2 separate regions of the Homo sapiens genome follow, and region 1 is linked to region 2. Evidence: chromatin loops called from intact Hi-C (ENCODE). Cell type or tissue: natural killer cell. All regions are shown on one strand. Each heading gives the region's core, and the rest is flanking DNA. Links, peaks and the distances in the headings are about the cores only. Region 1 overlaps WNK2 (WNK lysine deficient protein kinase 2). Region 2 overlaps WNK2 (WNK lysine deficient protein kinase 2).

Evidence for each region. A loop is a pair of places that touch in the nucleus more often than their neighbours do. Peaks named below come from ENCODE experiments on the same cell type or tissue, not always from the same donor. Only the 100,000 strongest peaks of a DNase experiment are listed, where the experiment ranks them.
Region 1: a loop joins it to region 2, with 2.5 times the contacts of the local background. A loop is called at or near these places in 1 of 110 quality-filtered maps.

The regions. Positions count from the first base shown.
Region 1 is chr9:93,312,191-93,317,555 of GRCh38, forward strand. It overlaps WNK2 (WNK lysine deficient protein kinase 2), which reads left to right. Exons shown (of 30, transcript NM_006648.4): 29 at 5,330-5,365. Among named protein-coding and RNA genes, the nearest start is that of WNK2, 130 kb to the left of the region's middle. In natural killer cell, for the core only: CTCF peaks have their summits at 580 (motif pointing left) and 781; DNase peaks (open chromatin) are centred at 581 and 3,101; H3K27me3 peaks cover 2,414 bases.
Region 2 is chr9:93,234,106-93,239,470 of GRCh38, forward strand. WNK2 (WNK lysine deficient protein kinase 2) reads left to right here. Exons shown (of 30, transcript NM_006648.4): 5 at 703-860; 6 at 4,128-4,216. Among named protein-coding and RNA genes, the nearest start is that of WNK2, 53 kb to the left of the region's middle. RefSeq lists an enhancer at 3,947-4,447. In natural killer cell, for the core only: no CTCF peak of the experiment used is centred there; DNase peaks (open chromatin) are centred at 2,896 and 3,676; H3K27me3 peaks cover 999 bases.

The sequences.
Region 1 (5,365 bases), core at 209-5,208, 78 kb after region 2:
AGTGCCTTTGGATGCACGAAAGTTTTAAAATTTGTCTTGTTTTTCATTTGTTGCCTGTGCCTTTAGTGAAATACCCAAGAAATCACTGCCAAATCCAGTGTTGTGAAACCTTTTCCTTAAGTTTCCTACTAAGAGTTTTCTGGTTTTCGCTTTCACATTTAGAACTTTGGTCCATTTAGAGTTGATTTTTTTTCTTTTTTCCTGAGATTGTGTCTCACTCTGTCGCCAGGCTGGAGTGCAGTGGCATGATCTCAGCTCACCGCAACCTCTGCCTCCCGGGTTCAAGCAATTCTCCTGCCTCAGCCTCCCAAGTAGCTGGGACTACAGGCTTGCACCACCATGCCCAGCTAATTATTTTATTTTATTTTTAGTAGAGACGAGATTTCACCATGTTGGCCAGGATGGTCTCGATCCCTTGACCTCATGATCCGCCCGCCTCGGCCTCCCAAAGTGCTGGGATAGAGTTGATTTTTGTGAGGCAAGGCAGGGCTCCACCTTCTTTTTCTGGTATGTGCATATCCAGTTTTCCCAGCAGACGTTGTTGAAAACTGCTTTCCCCTTTGAATGGTCTTGGCCCCCTTGTGGAGAGTCACTGCAGCATAAGAGTTAGCCTTCATCTCTGGGCTCTCCTCTCCTGTGACTCCCGTAATGTTTTACTCATCCACTTCATGGTGGACCACCCTCTGGCTCTGTCCACTCTGCCACTTTTTTCCTCTGCTCCTCACAGGATCATTTCCATTGTAAGTGTCTCCAGCTTGCTGATTCTTTATTCTGCCTGCTCAGATCTGCCGGTGAACCCCTCTAGTGAATTTGTAAGTGTCAGTTATTATTTTCAGCTCTTCTAGTTCCATTTGATCACCTTCATAATTCCTATCTGTTGATATCCTCATTGTGTTCCTCTGTGATTTTCCTGACTTCCTGTAGTTCTGTGTCCATGGCTTCCTTCAGTTCTTCGAGCACATTTAAGACAGTCGGTTTAAAGCCTTTGTTTACTAAGTCCAATGTCTAGGCTTCCTTGGGCATGTTTTTGTCAGTTAAATATTTTCCTTTGAATGAGTCATACCTTCCTGTTTTATTTGCTTTAGATTTTAGGTCACTAAATTTTTCTTTGTGTCTAAACTGCTGTTAAACCTATCCATTCAGTTTTTAATTTGGGTTATTGTGTTTTTCAGTTGAATTTTTTTTTAACCGTATCTCCTGTATCTTTAAAAAAAAAAAAAAGTTTCTGACTCTTTACCAAAATTCTCTATCTTGTATCTCCTTCACATAATATTTTTTAGTTTTTGTTTGCTCTTTGTCCTAGTTTTTCTTTATATTGCCTTGTCTTTTCTTGTGACTTTTTAAATATTCTGTGTAGGACATTGTAGTTGAAATTGTATTTGCAAAAAGAATTTGAGGTCTAGTAATAGGTTTCTCATTATTGTTTAATTTGCCTTAGAGCAAATTAAACAATTTTCATATTCTTATATTTTCATATTCTTATCAGCCGTCTTTTAAAAAGTGCCTGGTCAAGGATAGTGACCATTTAAAAGTTGATTTGTTTAACTTTTTATTATTGATTTGTGGGAGTTCATCATATATCTTTTGTCATATACAAGGGGGCTTCCAAAAGTTCACAGAAAAATGGAATTAAAAGATAAAAGTAAGAAATATATGGCTGGCCATGGTAGCTCACACCTGTAATCCCAGCACTTAGGGAGGCTGAGGCAGGTGGATTGATTGAGTCCAGGAGTTCAAGACCAGCCTTTGCAATATGGCAAAACCTCATCTCTACAAAAAATATAAAAATTAGCTGGGCTGCTGGGTGCAGTGGCTCACGCTTGTAATCCCAGCACTTTGGGAGGCTGAGGCGGGTGGATCACCTGAGGTCAGGAGTTCAAGACTAGCCTGGCCAACATGGTGAAACCCTGTCTCTACTAAAAGTACAAAAAAAAAAAAAAAATTAGCCCAGCATGGTGGTGGGCTTCTGTAATCCCAGCTACTCAGGAGGCTGAGGCAGGAGAATCGCTTGAACCTGGGAGGCAGAGGTTGCAGTGAGCCGAGATTGTGCCATTGCACTCCAGCCTGGGCGACAAGAGCAAAAGTCCGTCTCAAATAAAAATAAAAAAACAGCTGGGCATGGTGGTGCATACCTATAGTTACAGCTACTAAGGAGGCTGAGGTGAGAGGATCGCTTGAGCCCAGGAGGTCAAGGCTGCAGTGAGCCGAGATAGTGCCACTGCACTCCAGCCTGGCGACAGAGCAAGACCCTGTCTGAAAAAAAAAAAACAGCTGGGCATGGTGGCACATACCTATAGTTACAGCTACTAAAGAAGAAATACACGCTTTTTTCTTAACACAAGCACCATCAAGTTCAAGACACTTATAAGCAATGATGCCAGCCATTTATAAGCAATGATGCCAGCCATTTATAAGCAATGATGCCAGCCATTTAGTCCCTCCCTAAAGACCTAATGGTCCTGGGAATTTAACCATGGCCATGGAGTCTTTTTTACATTATTAATTGACAAAAAATGGGTGCCCTTTACAGATGTTTCAAAATTAGGAAGCAAAAAGAAGTCAGAGGGAGCCAAATCAGGACTGTAGGGTAGATGCCTGATGATTTCCCATGGAAACTCTTGCAAAATCACCCTTCTTTGGTGAGAGGAACGAGCAGGAGCATTGTCGTGATGGAGATGGACTCTCTGGGGAGGCTTTCCCGGGGGGGGTTTTGCTGAAGCTTTGGCTAACATTCCCTAAACATTCTCATACTAAGCAGATGTTACATTCCTTGTTACCCCTCCAGAAAGTCAGCAAGCAGAATGCCTTAAGCATCCCAAAAGCTGTTGCCACAATGTGCTCTTGACTGGCCCACTTTTGCTCTGATGGGACCACTTCCAGCCCTCAGCACCATTGCCTTGACTGCACTTGGTCTTCAGGACCATACCAGGAAAGCCACGTTTCATGTCGCTATAGTTCAAAGAGAGCTTCAGGATCTCCATCCCACTTGTTCAAAGTTACCACTGACAGCTCTGCTCTTCTCTGCGCCTGATGTGGGCGCAATGGGTTTGGCACCCATTGAGTGGAAAGTCTGCTCAACTTTCATTTTTCTGTCAGAATTGTGTAAGCTCAACCTACTGAGCTGTCTGTGGTGTTGGCCACTATTTCTGCTGTTAACCACCCGTCCTCTGCACTTACGGCTCAGACCAGATGAGTGTTTTCCTCACAAAGTGATGCGGATGGCCTGCCGCTGTGGGCTCCGTCTTCAGCATGGTCTCATCCCTTCTTAAAACAAGTCAACCATTTGTAAACTGCTATTTTCTTTGGGGACATGGACCCTGTAAACTTTTCAGAAAGCATCAGTGATCTCACCATTCTTCCACCCAAGCTTCACCATACATGTGATGTTGGTTCTTGCTTGGCAGAATTCACGTTATTGTGATAGGGGCTCTTTTCAAACTGAAGTCTTCTCCTTCTTAGTGCCTCAGACTACCTCCTCTTCAGACATGCTGCAATAAGTTAGTACAAGTTTATTTGGGTACAAAGATTTTTTTTGAAAGTCATGCATAGTTTTTTCATGGTATGTCTTTTCCATGAACTTTTTGAAGACCCCTTGTGTGTGTGTGTGTGTGTGTGTGTGTGTGTGTGTGTGTGTATATAATGGATATAGTCTACCAATCTGTGGTTTGTGTTTTCACTTTCTTAATGGTGAACATGAAATGGTAAAAATTTTAATTTTTTTTTTCCTAAAAGCTTTGCAGCTTTAGCTATTGCTTTAGATCCCATGAGCCATCTCAAATGAACTCTTGAGTATATTTTGATGCAGAGGTAAATCTGTTTTTTTCCTCTCTGCATATCTGATCGTTCCAGCCCCTTCCTCTCCATATTGAATTGCACTGAATTGAGCAGACATTCGTCAAGTGGTCGTCTGTGTGTAGGTCCATTTCTGAATTTGCTATTTTGTTTGCTTTAGCAATTCCCTTATCATTGTGGCAACACCACACTCTCTTCATGACTGAAGTTTTCTAGGAAGTTTAATCTTTGCTCAGGAAAGACTTTCAGTGTTGATCTTCTTCAAGAAGTTCTTGATTTTTTTCAGGTCGTTAATATTTCCATATGTTTTAGGAACAGCCTGTCACTTTCTGCAGGCTAGCCCACTGGGATTTCGGCTGGGAGTGGATTCAGTCTGTTGATTATCTGGGTGAGGTTTGACATATGAACAACATGAGCGTTCCTGTGAATGTAGTGTCCGTTTACTGGCATCTTTTTTGTTTCTCTGCAGTGTAAAGATGTTATACCTCTTTCATTAAATTTATCCCTAGGTAGCTGATGTTTTGGAATGCTATTATAAATGTTATTTTTCTTTAAATCTCCTTTTCCAGCTTCCTGTTGCTAGAATATAAAACTATGGTTGACTTTCGTACCCCATATCCTGCAATTGTGCTAAATTTGCTATTAGTTCTAGAAATTGGTTTGTCCATTCTTGTGGGTTTTCTGCATACACAGTCTTGTCATCTGCATGAGGCCAGTTCTCCTTCTCTCTGTCCAGTCTGTGCGGTTGACTCCTTTTCCTCCCCGCCTGGAGATCCCCGTGGTGTCGACTGGAAGCATGGAGGCACCTTGGGGAGGTATTGGGCATTTTGTCGTGGGCAGGGGCTCAGCTGTCGGTTCCATAGAGGACCTTCCAGATAAGGAGGCCCCTCCAGCCCCTGACTGCCGAGCTTGATTTCCAGGAAGGGTTGTGGAAGTCACCGAGTGCCCTCCATGCACCTGTGAAGAGTGCCCAGTGGGGCCCTCCCTGGAGTGGAGAGGAGTGACTCCCCGTGGCCAGCAGCCTTGCCTTCCTGGGGCACACCCCGCATACAGCTTCTCCCCGGGCTGGGACAGTGGAAGGGCTGCCTTGCCATCACCTCCCTGCACACTTGCTTTGCCCAGGTCCTGGGGCTCTGCTCCTGCCAGCTCCTGGGTGGTTCATGCTCCTGTGAGGGCACTGACCAGCCAAGCAGGAGGGCTTTGTGGTGGCTGAGTAGAGGCATGTGGGGTCACTCATGCGCCCTCAGGGTCCAGGCCCCACTAGTCCTCCTCCAAGTCCCATTTTGGCTGGTGGACACCCAGGTGTGTGGCCTAGAGGCTATCAGGCTGCAGCTTGGGGAAGCAAACAAGGGAGGGTGATGGTTCCTGGCCCCACACCATCATTCTGGTGTCAGCCCTGAGAGGGTGCCTGTCACAGCAGGTTCCAGGACTGCTGCCTCCTGAGGATGGAGAAACTGTGGCACCCTGGGGGCCACTAAGGGAGGCCAGCTGATTGCAGCCACGTGTACCTTCCTCTTCTCGTCTCTGTGTTTTGTAGATGACCGCACCTCGAGCAGGAGTGGGGATGCCACGT
Region 2 (5,365 bases), core at 226-5,225:
TCATTTTGCTCAGCCTATCATAACTTTGCCATGTCCTTAAAAATTCAGTGAAGACACTGTTTTTGCATCTCTTGTGTTTAGGAGCCACATACAGTTCCCATCTTAGCAACTCTGTGGTTCTGTCAGGTGGGTACCATTTTCTACCCCACCCTCATTCAGGGACACTGTCTTCAGTGATGCTGACTGTTGTACATGCTGCGTGACACTTGTAGGGGTGGGCTGAGTGTACCCAGCCTTTCCCCACTTTGGGACATTTAGGGGTTTTGTGGCTTTAGGTAGCTCCGTAGCAACCCAAGTTCTTTCTGCTCCAGGGTTTCTGAACGTGGCTGCGGCCGAGCCTGTGGCAGGATCATAGTGTCCACAGGCGAGGGCGTACTCAGGGTTTTGCCTCCTTCCAGGCTCGGACCCCGTCCCCTGGGAAGTCATAGTCTCCCAGCTTATGAGCAGGGGATGGCTCTGTCACCTGATTTCTAACCCTGGACTCCTGTGGTTCCAGGTGGAACTTTTGGAACCCTGTCTGTAAAGCACACCTGTGTCCCAAGTGAGGGGCAGGGCTGGCCCTGGGGTCCAGGTGTTCTGAGTGTGCCATGGGATGTGGAGGGGACATGGGGTTCTGGGCAGCCAAAGCTCCCGGGACACTGGCTCCAGCTCTTCCTGGGCCCGTGGCCAGCTGACAGCTGCGTCTGTTGCTTCCGGGCACAGGTACTCCCGAGTTCATGGCGCCCGAGATGTACGAGGAGCACTACGATGAGTCCGTGGACGTCTATGCCTTTGGGATGTGCATGCTGGAGATGGCCACCTCGGAGTACCCCTACTCGGAGTGCCAGAATGCGGCCCAGATCTACCGCAAGGTCACCTGTGTGAGTCCACCTGGCCCCTTGGTTAATTAATAAGGACACAGAGGCCTTGGGCCGTACCCTGGGCTGGGCTCCATGTGGCTCTGTAAAGCCATCCTGGCAGCTGTGTAAGGAGCTTGGCCATTTTGCAGAGGGGGAAACTGAGGAGATTGGCCATTTTACAGAGGGGGAAACTGAGGCTTAGTAGCGGGGTGGTTACTCAAGGTCTCCTACCTGAAGGGATGGTGGTGCATGGGGTGCTGTGGGCAGTGCTTACCCATGGAGGCTGTCGCTCTCACAGCAGGGATGGTGGGGAGACTGAGGCTCAGAGAGGCTGGAGCTTCACCATAGCCCCCTGCCTGGAGGCGTGCCTAGGCCACCCATCCCCAGTGCTCACACTCTGGGCCGCCCATGGCTGCCTGCTTTCCTATCTTCTTCATTTTGAAACAATGGTTTGATTTCTTTTTCAGCTAAACCAGTCACTCCTACACCAAGTGTGTCTCTAGGCAGTCGTCAGCGCCAGGCAGCTGGGAACGTTAATCCCTGTTTTGCTGTCGCTGTGATTTTTTTCTTTAATCGGACGGCTTCAGCTGCATAAACAGATCTGTCTTGTCCTCCCTCTGTGGTGGCCCCACTGGGTGGAGGGAATGCAAACAGAACATCTGGAAATGGAATGGCCAGGCCAAGGCTTTCTGTGCCTGTTTTCTGCACCACCCGTCTTGTTGTGAAGCCCAGGGGCCTGCAGAGCTGTCCCTGACATGCGGCGTCTGCACTGAGGGCCCAGGCTGCCCTGATCCCTGCAGTCCCTGCTGTCTCCACATGCCACCTGACTGGGTGGGGCCGCGCTGCCCCTCAGTGCTGCTCTGCGGGGCCATGGCTGCTTCTGCAGGTGCACCAGGGGCTGTGGTCCTCAGCAGCTGCACAGCCTCACTCTGACCCATCCCTCCATCCCGAGCCCTCCTTGCAGATTACCTGCATTTCTGTCCCTTGGTTGTTGTAAATCATCGGTCACTTGGTTGTTCTGAGCCCCTCCTGTGTGCCCCTGAGGAAGTGGGAGGGCAGACAGAGTCCTTGACTCACCTGTGGGCCTGGGTCAGAAACTTCACAGACAGGTGCACAGTTTTCCGTGGGTACTGGAAGGAGTGTCAGGACCTGCTGGCTGTGTGCAGCGGCCCTCCAGGGAGGCAGGGATGGTCTGCAGCAGGAGGAAGTGGGGCGCTCCAGAGATTAAGAGCTCCATTTGCCAGGCCTTGGGGTGCTGGTGTGGGATGGGAGGGCCCCTGGGTTCACTGTGGAGGGTGGATGGTGGTCTGTCCTGAAGCTGTCCCAGGGGCTGGTGGTGCTCCTCGACCCTGGGGGTGTACACTACTGGGCAGAGCCCTTAGGTTCTTCACTCCTGTGTCTGCCCCAGGCTGGGGGCTCCAGCACCCAGGGCAGGTGGGCGTGCCCCCACCCTCCTCCCTGACCTTGGGAAAATTTATGCTTTATGTTCTCTATATTAAGAGTCAGGTGAAGCTTTTGAAGGCTAAATCGTGTTGAAGGAGAAAGAACGTGATAGTTGGTACCCTCATTGTGTTTAAAATTTTTTAAAATTAGTTGCTCATACACCGTCTTACTCCACTTCCAACACAAAACAACCTAGCAGATTGCAAGCAGCACCTGGCCCCGCCCTGCTGCTTCTGAGTCCGGTTGCAGGGCTTGCCCTCTGCTCCCTTCATGCACAGCCATCAGCTGGGTGAGGAGCCACTGTCCCTCAGGCTGCCACCCGCACCCCCCCGCAACAAAGCCGCATGGCCTGGCCCTTGGCCAGCAGCAGTGACCACAAATAGTGCTCCTGCACCCTCAAGGAGGAGGTGTGGGGAGGAAGCCCAGGTGTGGTTAGAAAGGCCCGGCTCTGTAGGAGGCATCCCATCCACCGCATCATGGCGCTGCCTCTACTAGCCTCCTGGAACAGGGGCCCTCGTGGCCCTACTTGGGAGGCTCGGTGAAGCTCTGATCAACACCTTTCCAGAGACTGACTGCTGCATTTGAGGTGTTAACCCCAGTATCAAATTCTGCAGCTGAGGTGGAGGTGTGCAGTGTGTTGTGGCCGGGGTGATGGTGGCTTTGACAGAAGTAGGGTGACCCAAGAAGGTTCTGAATGGTAGGAGACCAGGCTCCTGGCTTCAAGCAGTGGGGAGGGGAGATTTGGAAGGGAATTGCAGCGGTTTCACAGAATTCTTCAATTTATTCCCAGCTCGGCTTTATCTCGCTTCATCTATGGGCTTAGAGTTTCCATCAAAGTTGTGAAATTTTCAGCCATTATTTCTTCAAGTCTTTTTTTATGTCCCCTTATCTTTTTTGGGATTCCAGTTTTATGAATGTCATGTGCATATGTGACCTTGGTAGCATTTCAGATTCTGAAATGAGCAGAATAGAGCCTCAGTGACCATCTTTCTCTGCTGCATCACATCTTCAGGTTCACTCGTCTTTTTTCTGCAGTGTGTAATCTGCTGTCAGTCTGCTGCGGTGAAGTGTTCGATTCAGATGGGCTTTTCATCTCGAGTTCTATTTGGTTCTGTTTTTATCTCTCATTTTTTATGTTCATTTTCCTTTACTGCTTGTATGTATCTGTAAAGAGTTTTAACCTGCTTGCCTACAAGTTGCAGCCCCTCTCACTTGTAGGTCTCTTTCTGTTGGCTGGCTTTTCTGCAAGGTCGTGGGTCACATTTTCTTGCATCTCAGCATTTCTAGTAATTTTTGATTGGATGCTGTACATTGTACACATCCTGACCTGTGTGAACTCTGTGAATTGCCCTGCCTGCAGCTCCCTGTGGTTCTTCACCCGGCCCTGTGGCATTGACAATGCACATGTGGTTTTGTGGTCTGGTCCTCAGCAAAGGCTGGAGGGGACCAAGGTGCAGATACTTGGGGCTCTTTTTTTTTTTTTTGCTGTATGTTCTCTTCTTTCTGGAACTCTGCCTGTGGCCTCCTCAGCCTTCCTGAACTCAGCTCTACCCCTCAACTCAGTGGGGCCACAGGGCTCTGCTGGTTTACGGTGCCTTGTCTGGGAACTGCTCTGGGCAGTGAGCTGGGGCCATGGGAGATTGTGTCCCTTTCTCCCAGAGCCCGCATTTGGCTCTGCCCTGTCATCCGTTTCACATATTTTGCCCAGTTTTCTAGTAGTTTGTGCAGGTTAAGTCCAGTGCCCGTGTCCTGCCGTGGCTGGGAGTGGGAGTTCCTCCCACTGTGGTGGAGGCCTCGCCTTCCGGCAGCCGATCGGGTCAGGTAACTCTGCTCTCTCCCTGTCAGGGTATCAAGCCGGCCAGCTTTGAGAAAGTGCACGATCCTGAAATCAAGGAGATTATTGGGGAGTGTATCTGCAAAAACAAGGAGGAAAGGTGAGTTCCCCTGAAGGGCTGGGTTCTGGGGTCCATCTCCAGCTGAACTCATTCCAGCTTGCATTGAGAGCTGTGTTCTTGATGAGGGGACTTCAAGACAGGCAGGCTCAGGCCAGGGTGTCTGGGGCACGTTAGCAGGGGCTGGTGAGCATGTCGGCCCTGAGTGCGTGTGGGTGACACCAGGCCAGGAGGCCAGGCCCTCACGTCCTTGTTGGCCATCTGGAAACCCTCTCCTTGGCTTTGGGGACAGCCCCCTCCTTGGCTTTGAGGACAGTCCTGTCCTTGGCTGACTGCTCCTCCAGGACCCAGCCTGTAGCATCTGAGCACCTGGGGCTTCTCTCCAGCCTCTCTGCTCCTCTCTGCATGACTCCCATGCCTTGAAGAACATCCCCACGCCAGTGGCTCTAGGTGTGGGCCTCCATTTGGAGCCCTGACGTGTATTTCATGGACTGGGTTGTTTGGCCCTTCTCAAAAATAGCAGGCCTGGAACCGCTCCACAAAGCCGGCTCCCCACCTCCAAGCAGGGCCTGTCCTTCCCTGTTGGTCAGGTGGAAGGCTGGGGGTGCTTCCTCAGCCTTCCCTCCCCCTCACACTGGAGTACACCCACCATCTGACGTGACACCCCTCAGCAGTAAGCAGGGATGGATTGTGGATACTCGAAACTACACAGGTGACTCTGGAGCACACACAGAGGAAGCCAGGCCCCAAAGAGTGCGTGCTGTGTGGTTCCATTTATAGGGTAAAGGGGGTTATAGGTTAGTGGTTAGGGAGGCTTCTTTGGGTGGCCAAGCCCTGCAGAGCCCCGAAGTGGTCACCATGGCAACACCCTGTGGCCCGCCCTCCCGGATCCCTGCAAAGAGCCTTCGAGGCTGGGTCTGGCTGGGGCCCCCCCAGTTCTGCAGGTCCTCACTCTCCTCCAGCTCACCCTCTGCTCTGCTCTCTGTCATCTGGCCAGCATCCTGAAGGAAGCCCCCTTGAAAAGGTCACTGCTTCATGGCACTGGGCACAGGGAGCTCAGAGCGTGGGGGGCTCCGCCTCTGTGTCCATTTTAGACCTACCCAGGACTAAACACTAAAATGTTTCAGTTGTGTCTTCTGACAATTGAAAGCTGGCTAGCACATCCACAGGGGCTGTATTTGCATAATGGGA